Linked DNA regions of Homo sapiens: region 2 is linked to region 1. The links are chromatin contacts, found by Hi-C in ENCODE. All regions are on one chromosome and are shown on one strand. Each heading gives the region's core, a stretch centred on a gene start or an enhancer-like site at or near the end of the contact. The rest is flanking DNA. Distances are from core to core; before and after follow the strand shown.

Region 1 (4,452 bases), core at 1,077-3,576:
TTGCTCTTGTTGCCCAGGCTGGAGGGCAATGGCACCATCTCAGCTCACTGCAACCTCCATCTCCTGGGTTCAAGGGATTCTCCTGCCTCAGCCTCCTGAGTAGCTGGGATTACAGGCACTCGCCACCACGCCTGGCTAATTTTTGTATTTTTTTTTTTTTAGTGAGCCACTGCCCCTGGCCTGCGTGATGTTTCTTATGATTTTGTAGACAGCACAAAAGGCATCTGTATTTGTGTGTGTGCAAGTGTCTGTGCAGGTGTGTGTACACCAATATGCTTGTGCAGAGGCGTGTGCAGATGTGTGTGTAGTTGTGTGTATGGATAGGTGCACTGTGTGCAGGTGTGTGGGGATGTGTGTGTGCAGGTCTGTGTGTGCAGACATGCACGTGTATGCAGGTGTGTGTGTGTGTACAGATGTGTGTGCAGGTGTGTGTGCAGATGTGTGTGTAGTTGTGTGTATGCACATGTGCATTGTGTGCAGGTGTGTGGGGATGTGTGTGTGCAGGTCTGTGTGTGCAGACATGCATGTGTATGGAGGTGTGTGTACAGACGTGCGTGTAGGTGTGTGTGCATGTGTGTGTGTGCAGATGTGTGTATGCACATGTGCACTGTGTGCAGGTGTGTGAGGATGTGTGTGTGCAGGTCTGTGTGTGCAGACATGCGTGTGTGTGCAGGTCTGTGTGTGCAGACATGCATGTGTATGCAGGTGTGTGTGTGTACAGATGTGTGTGCAGGTGTGTGTTTGCAGATGTGTGTGCAGATGTGCATGTGTCCTTGTGTATATGCACATGTGCACTGTGTGCAGGTGTGTGTGTGTACAGATATGTGTGCAGGTGTGTGTGCAGATGTGCTTGTGTACAGATGTGTGTGTGTAGTTCTATGTACGCCCATGTGCACTGTGTGCAGGTGTGTGGGGATGTGTGTGTGCAGGTCTGTGTGTGCAGTTGTGTGTGCAGACATGCATGTGTGTGCAGGTGTGTGTGCAGGTGTGCGTGTGTAGACAAGTGTGTGTGTGCCATTGTGCTTGTTTGTGCAGACGTACGTGCAGGTGTGTGTGCAGATGTGTGTGTGTAGCTGTGTGTACACACATGTGCCCTGTGTGCAGGTGTGTGGGGATGTGTGCGCACGTCTGTGTGTGCAGACATGCATGTGCCTGCAGGAAAGTGGGGATGTGTGAGTGTGCAGGTCTGTGTGTGCAGATGTGTTTGCAGACGTATGTGTGTGCAGGTGTGTGTGCAGGACTGTGCCAGTGTGCTTGTTTGTGCAGATGTGTGTGCAGATGTGTGTGTAGCTGTGTGTACGCCCGTGTGCACTGTGTGCAGGTGTGTGGGGATGTGTGTGCAGTTGTGTGTGCAGACATGCATGTGTGTGCAGGTGTGTGCGCAGATGTGTGTGTAGTTGTGTGTATGCACATGTGCATTGTGTGCAGGTGTGTGGGGATGTGTGTGCAGGTCTGTGTGTGCAGATGTGTGTGCAAACATGCATGTGTGTGCAGGTGTGTGTGCAGATGTGCGTGTGTAGACAAGTGTGTGTGCCATTGTGCTTGTTTGTGCAGACGTACGTGCAGGTGTGTGTGCAGATGTGTGTGTGTAGCTGTGTGTACACACATGTGCCCTGTGTGCAGGTGTGTGGGGATGTGTGCGCACGTCTGTGTGTGCAGACATGCATGTGCCTGCAGGAAAGTGGGGATGTGTGAGTGTGCAGGTCTGTGTGTGCAGATGTGTGTGCAGACATGTATGTGTGTGCAGGTGTGTGTGCAGGACTGTGCCAGTGTGCTTGTTTGTGCAGATGTGTGTGCAGATATGTGTGTAGCTGTGTGTATGCCCATGTGCACTGTGTGCAGGTGTGTGGGGATGTGTGTGTGCAGGTCTGTGTGTGCAGTTGTGTGTGCAGACATGCATATGTGTGCAGGTGTGTGTGCAGATGTGTGTGTAGCTGTGTGTACGCCCGTGCGCACTGTGTGCAGGTGTGTGGAGATGTGTGTGTGTGCAGGTCTGTGTGTGCAGGTGTGTGTGCAAACATGCACACGCGTGCAAGCATGTGTGCAGGAGTGTGTGTGCACGTGTGTGCGGGCGTGTGGGAATGTGTGCGTGTGCAGGTCTGTGTGTGCAGATGTGTGTGCAGACATACATGTGTGTGCAGGTGTGTGTGTGTAGATGTGTGTGGGACTCACACTTGAGCTGTTCCACGGGCCAGTCTTTGGAGACGAGGTCAGGAGCCAATGAACTCACGGAGCAATTACAGGTTTCCCAATCCTATGAAATGAGGAAGCAGGGGAGGGAGGGGCAGGGAGTGTATGATGACACAGAGGAACTCTGAAGGGAGCTACTCAGAAGCGGGAGTCTCCGAGAGAAGAAAAGCAGGTGGAAGGAGAGGAAGCGGATGCCGTGGGGGTAAGCTAAGTTCTTTCCTTCTGTGGTCTTTGAGCATGTCGAGTCACCCGGGTACATGTTTCTGCTGTGTCTGTCGATAGAAAAGAAAGAGACTGAACTGGAACATAAGATTTCAAACGTTGGCTCGAGCCGAAGTGGGGACAGCGGCCCAGAAGACTGAGAGCCAAGGAACCTTGCATATGAGTTGTCTTCTGCCTTTGTTATATGCAGGTTTTTAAAGGCAAAATTAAAAAAATAAAATAAAATAAAAAGAGGGAGGTGTTGTTGGAGGACAGGGAGGGGGCTTCTGTGAAGCTGTTTGCTGGGAATTCTCGTTGGTTTACAGAAAAAAACAATTGATTAATGATTGGCTGTACATTGCTAAGCTACAGGGCGTTGGGGTGTAGTATCTAGCACGGAATTATCACGTGAATTCACAGCTATCTGTGGCATCCGGAAGCCGTTTCGAGAGATGAACGCGGCCGGGCGTGGTGGCTCACGCCTGTAATCCCAGCACTTTGGGAGACTGAGGCGGGTGGATCACCTGAGGTCGACAGTTCGAGACCATCCTGGCCAACATGGAGAAACCCCGTCTCTACTAAAAATACAAAATTAGCCGGGCATGGTGGTGGCAGGCACCTGTAATCCCACCTACTCAGGAGGCTGAGGCAGGAGAATCGTTTGAACCCGGGAGGCGGAGCTTGCAGTGAGCTGAGATTGCACCACTGCACTCCAGCCTGGGCAACAAGACGAGATTCTGTCTCAAAAAAAAGAAAAAGAAAAAAAAAGAGATGAAAAGAGATGAACGCAGAGCTGAAAGGGGGAGGGAGTGTGATGGTGTTACTAGTTACTAGAAAGGGGTCCTGATCCAGACTTCAAGAACGGGTTCTGGGATCTTGCCCAAGAAAGAACTGGAGGCAAGTTCACATTGCAAACTGAAAGCAAGCTTATTAAGATAGTAAAGGGGGGCCGGGCACGGTGGCTCATGCCTGTAATCCCAACACTTTTGGAGGCTGAGGCGGGCGGATCACCTGAGCTCAGGAGTTCGAGATCAGCTTGGCCAACATGGCAAAACCACACCTTTATTAAAAATAGAAAAAATTAGCTAGGTGTGGCAGTGTGTGCCTGTAATCCCAGCTACTTGGGAGGCTGAGGCAGGAGAATCGCTTGAACCCGGGAGGCGGAGGTTGCAGTGAGCCCAGATTGCACCGTTGCACTCCAGCCTGGGCAACAAGAGCAAAACTCTGTCCCCAAAAAAAGATAACTAAAAGAAAAAAGTCGTGGGGAGAGATGCTCCACTACAAGGGTGACTGATAAAGGATTCATCTTTGTCATGACTATCTTTTGCAGTAATCAATATTGTATATATACATATTATATATTTTTTATTATTATTATTTTGAGATCATCTGGCTGTGTCATCCAGGCTGGAGGGCAGTGGTGCAATCACAGCTGACTGCTGTCTTGAATTCCTGGGCTCAAGCAATCCTCCCATCTCGGCCTCCCGAGTAGCTGGGTCAAAGGCAAATGCCACCATTCCTGGCAAATATTTGTATTTTTGTAGGGACGAGGGTTTCACTGTGTTTCCCGGGCTGGTCTTGAACTCCTAGACTCAATCTATCTTCCTGCCCCAGCCTCCCAAAGTGGTGGGATGACAGGTGTGGGCCACCGCGCCTGGCCCAATATTATCATTTTTAAAGCAAAACGGATTCTCACACTATGAAAGCTTTTGTTCTGAAGATATCAACACATCAGGAGGTTTCTGTGTCTGTTCAGTCCTCGGTCTGTTTAGTAAACAGTATTGATCTGTTCACATATCTTGCGTCAGGAATGGCTGACCTCCAGGGAATGCTGCCCAGCCTGTCCCAGCCTCCCTGTTCCCAGCCCCTATTCTAGATGGAGTCCCTCTAAGCTGGGCGTGGTGTAATCCCAGGACTTTGGGAGGCTGAGGTGGGCGGATCACCTGAGGTCAGGAGTTCGAGACCAGCCTGGCCAACAGGGTGAAACCCCATCTCTACTAAAAATACCCAAAATTAGCCGGGGCGTGGTGGCGGGCGCCTGTAATCCCAATATTTTGGAAG
Region 2 (4,452 bases), core at 1,053-3,552, 48 kb after region 1:
CACACTGCACCTGCCTAACCGTACTGCACCTGCCCAACCGCACTGCACTTGCCCAATTGCACTGCACCTGCCCAACCCCAATGCACCTACCCAACCCCACTGTGCCTGCCCAACCGCACTGCACCTGCCCAATCCCACTGCACCTGCCCAATCCCACTGCACCTGCCCAATCCCACTGCACCTGCCCAACCCCACTGCACCTGCCCAACCCCACTGCACCTGCCCAACCACACTGAACCTGCTCAACCCCACTTCACCTGCCCAACTGCACTGCACTTGCCCAACCCCTCTGTGCCTGCCCAACCCCACTGTGCCTGCCCAATCGCACTGCACCTGCCCAATCCCACTGCACCTGCCCAATCCCACTGCACCTGCCCAATCCCACTGCACCTGCCCAATCCCACTGCACCTGCCCAACCCCACTGTGCCTGCCCAACCGCACTGCACCTGCCCAATCCCACTGCACCTGCCCAACCGCACTGCACCTGCCCAACCACACTGAACCTGCTCAACCCCACTTCACCTGCCCAACCGCACTGCACTTGCCCAACCCCTCTGTGCCTGCCCAACCCCACTGTGCCTGCCCAATCGCACTGCACCTGCCCAACCCCACTGCACCTGCCCAACCACACTGCACCAAAGGAAGAGCAATGCAGACATTCAATCCTTTGCATGCCTAAACTGGAGAAGACTGTTTATAAGATGCATGCAGGTGGGAGTCACACTGTGGGGGGGAGGGTCATCGGTCACCTGCGTGAGATCAGGGTTGTGCAGGTGGAGAAAAGAGAGGGAGGGGAGACAGATTCTATGATGAGGACAGGTGTGGTGAAAATGGGTCTCAAAAGAAATTTAAAAAATAGATGATATATATAGAAGACAGATAGATGATTGATAGATGACAGATGAAAAATATATATGATAGATGAATAGATGTATAGGTAACAGATAATAGCTAGATACATGATTGACTGATAGATATTTGATAGATAGATGATAGATGAATTTTATTTTATTTTATTTTGTTTTAAGAGACAGAGTCTCATTCTGTCACCCAGGCTGGAGTGCAGTGGCGCGATCTCAGCTCACTACAACCTCCGCCTCCCAGGTTCAAGTGATTCTCCTGCCTCAGCCTCTTGAGTAGCTGAGATTACACGTGTGCACCACCACCCCCAGCCAATTTTTTATATTTTTTGTAGAGACAGGATTTCACCATGTTGGCCAGGCTGGTCTCGAACTCCTGACCTCAAGTGATCTGCCCGCCTCAGCCTCCCAAAATGCTGGGATTACAGGCGTGAGCCACCTTGCCCAGCCATAATGGATGAATTTTAGATAGATGATAGACATAGATAGATAGATAGAAAATAGATAAAATAGATAATAGATAGATAGATAGATAGATAGATAGATAGATAGATAGATAGATAGATTAGATAGATGAATGGATAAATAGATGGATAGATAGATGGATGAATGGATAGATGACAGATAGATAGACTCTAGATGGATAATAGATGATGGATAGATTGATGATAGATGGATGATAGATAATAAATGATAGATGATAGATAAATAGATGATTGATAGAAAATAGATGATAGATGGATAGACAGATAGATAGATATATAGATAGATACATAGATAGACCAATAGACAGATAGATAGATCAATAGATAGATAGATAGATAGAATAGATAAATGGATAGATAGACACATAGATACATAGATACATAGACAGATACATAGATAGATGATAGATTAGATAGATGATAGAAGAGCTAGACAGATGGATAGATAGACACATAGACAGATACATAGATACATAGGTAGATAGATAGATGATAGATGACAGATGATAGATTAGATAGATGATAGATAGATAGATAGATAGATAGATAGATAGATAGATAGATAGACAGACAGACAGACAGAGAGGTAGTTGGGATCTATCTGCTATTTCTCAGGCTCCCTCCTGGAAGTTGGAACTGATCTCACTTGTTCCAAGACCCTCACCTTAAATCACATTGTTAGACGGTGAACCATCCAAAGCCCCCAGGCCAGCAAAGATACTACCAGGGGCCATTCCAGGACCTGAGGTATCACCACCCTCCAGCCAAGACCCAAGGCAAGACTTCCCTTTGGGTAAGGCTAGGTCTTCAGTGCACAGCGTCTAACAAGCGACAGGAGAAAGGTATGTCCTGGAGATGGGCTTGGCCCGGGAAGAGCCATGGAGACTCACGTTCAGCCCCTGCCCATCCACGCGGGAGGGAACACCGGCGTCATGGGGCTCCCCAACGCCTGGGTTCTCCTGAATGAGATCAACAGCACCACCACCTCCTACATCCGTGCCTGCGTCTCTCATCCTGTTGAGTCATGCCGTGGGGAGCAAGTTCCCTAATTCTGTCTTCCTGTGTGGACACAAAACCAGCAGCCGACGCCCCAGACACAGAGGCGTTGAGGGCGTGGGGCCAACACGCTTGCCCCCCTAACGGTTTGCTGAATAATCACTAACAATGAACTAGATAGATTACTAAGAAACAAGACATGCATATTTTCTTTCTTTCTTTTTTTATTGAGACGGACTCTCACTCTGTCGCCCAGGCTGGAGTGCAGTGGCGCGATCTCGGCTCACTGCAAGCTCCGCTTCCCGGGTTCACGCCATTCTCCTGCCTCAGCCTCCCGAGTAGCTGGGACTACAGGTGCCCACCACCATGCCCGGCTAATTTTTTTTGCATTTTTAGTAGAGACGAGGTTTCACCATGTTAGCCAGGATGGTCTCGAACTCCTGACCTTATGATCTGCCTGCCTCGGCCTCCCAAAGTGCTGGGATGACAGGCGTGAGCCACCACGCTCAGCTTTTTTTTTTTTTTTTTTTTTTGAGACAGAGTCTTGTTCTTGTCGCCCAGGCTGGAGTGCAGTGGTACAATCTCAGGTCACCACAACCTCCGCCTCCCGGGTTCCAGCGATTCTCCCGCCTCAGCCTCCCGAGTAGCTGGGATGACAGGCATGCACCACCACGCCCGGCTAATTGTGTATTTTTAGTAGAGACGGGCTTTCTCCACATCAGTCAGGCTGGTCTCGAACTCCTGACCTCAGGTGATCTGCCCGCCTCGGCCTCCCAAAGTCCTGGGGTTGCAGGCGTGAGCCACCACGCCCAGCTTTTTTTATTTTTATTTTATTTTATTTTTTTTTTTTGAGACGGAGTCTTGCTCTTGTCACCCAGGCTGGAGTGCAATGGTATCATCTCAGGTCACCATTTCTGTAACGTGCAAATTTCTGTAACGTGCACGCACAGAAGCCTTCAGAATGAAGACCCACGCTCCCAGGGAGGTACAAGCTTTTGGAGTGGAAGAAGAGGAAGAAGAGAAATTCTAATGGGGCTTGGATCTTCTCTCCTGGAGTGGGAAAAGAGGAATTCTATTGAGGGAAAGTAAGAGATTGCTAGGAAGATCCTTTGCCCAGGCTGGAGTGCAGTGGCGACTCTTGGCTCACGGCAGCCTCAACATCCCAGGCTTAAACAATCCTCCCACCTCGGCCTCCTTAGTAGCTTGGATGACAGGCATGCACAACCATGACTGGCTAATTTTTTTCTTTTCTTTTTTTTTCTTTTTTTTGTGAGACAGAGTCTCACTGTGTCACCCAGGCTGGAGTGCAGTGGAGCGATCTCGGCTCACTGCAACCTCCACTTCCCGGGTTCAAGCGATTCTCCTGTCTCAGCCTCCCGAGTAGCTGGGACTACAGGCACCCGCCACCACGCCCGGCTAATTTTTTTTTTTTAACTTTTTTTTTTGAGACAGAGTTTCATTCTAGTTGCCCAGGTTGGAGTGCAATGGCGTGATCTTGGCTCACTGCTACCTCTGCTTCCCGGGTTCAAGTGATTCTCCTGCCTCAGCCTCCCAAGTAGCTGGGATTACAGGCATACGCCACCACACCCAGCTAATTTTGTATTTTTAATAGAGACGGGGTTTCACCATGTTGGCCAGGCTGGTCTTGAACTTTCTACCTCACGTGATCCGCCCACCTCGGCCTCCCAAAGTGCTGGGATTACAGGCGTGAGCCACTGCGCCAGGCCGAAGCTGAACTTTTGTCTCCACTGGCCAAAGGGTGGTTGCACCTTCTCCTCTTACCCCCAGGCCGTTGGACTTTGCCCCACTCCCCCTGAGCCGCCGATAGCCCCTCCTGAGAGAAAGGATAGAAAAGACTTTGGAGAGGTTTGCAGATGTCTGGGAAGACAATTGCAAAGCTGACCGGGCGCGGTGGCTCACGCCTGTAATCCCAACACTTTGGGAGGCCGAGGCAGGCAGATCACAAGGTCAGGAGATCGAGACCCTCCTGGCTAACACGGTGAAACCCCATCTCTACTAAAAGTACAAAAAATGAGCCTGGCATGGTGGCGGGCACCTGTAATCCCAGCTACTCGGGAGGCTGAGGCAGGAGAATGGTGTGAACCCGGGA

Evidence for each region. Hi-C counts contacts between places; a loop is a spot of excess contacts on that map. Pooled maps may share reads with other maps.
Region 2: a pooled map shows a loop between it and region 1 (2.8-fold over the local background). The contact joins the enhancer-like site here to the promoter of CSF2RA in region 1. A Hi-C loop is called at or near these places in 2 of 168 maps with a recorded cell type or tissue (CD14-positive monocyte and GM11168), 3 of 37 single-sample maps with no recorded cell type and 4 of 50 pooled maps.

What each region holds. Positions count from the first base shown.
Region 1 is chrX:1,266,488-1,270,939 of GRCh38, forward strand. It overlaps CSF2RA (colony stimulating factor 2 receptor subunit alpha), which reads left to right and starts at 2,327. Exons shown (of 13, transcript NM_172245.4): 1 at 2,327-2,392.
Region 2 is chrX:1,314,394-1,318,845 of GRCh38, forward strand. It overlaps a transcript of CSF2RA not described here. Among named protein-coding and RNA genes, the nearest start is that of IL3RA, 20 kb to the right of the region's middle. Within about 2 kb of position 2,303, at least 3 of the 41 ENCODE cell types and tissues checked have a DNase peak (open chromatin) inside an H3K27ac peak, as active enhancers do; they include CD14-positive monocyte, where a contact is called at or near this core.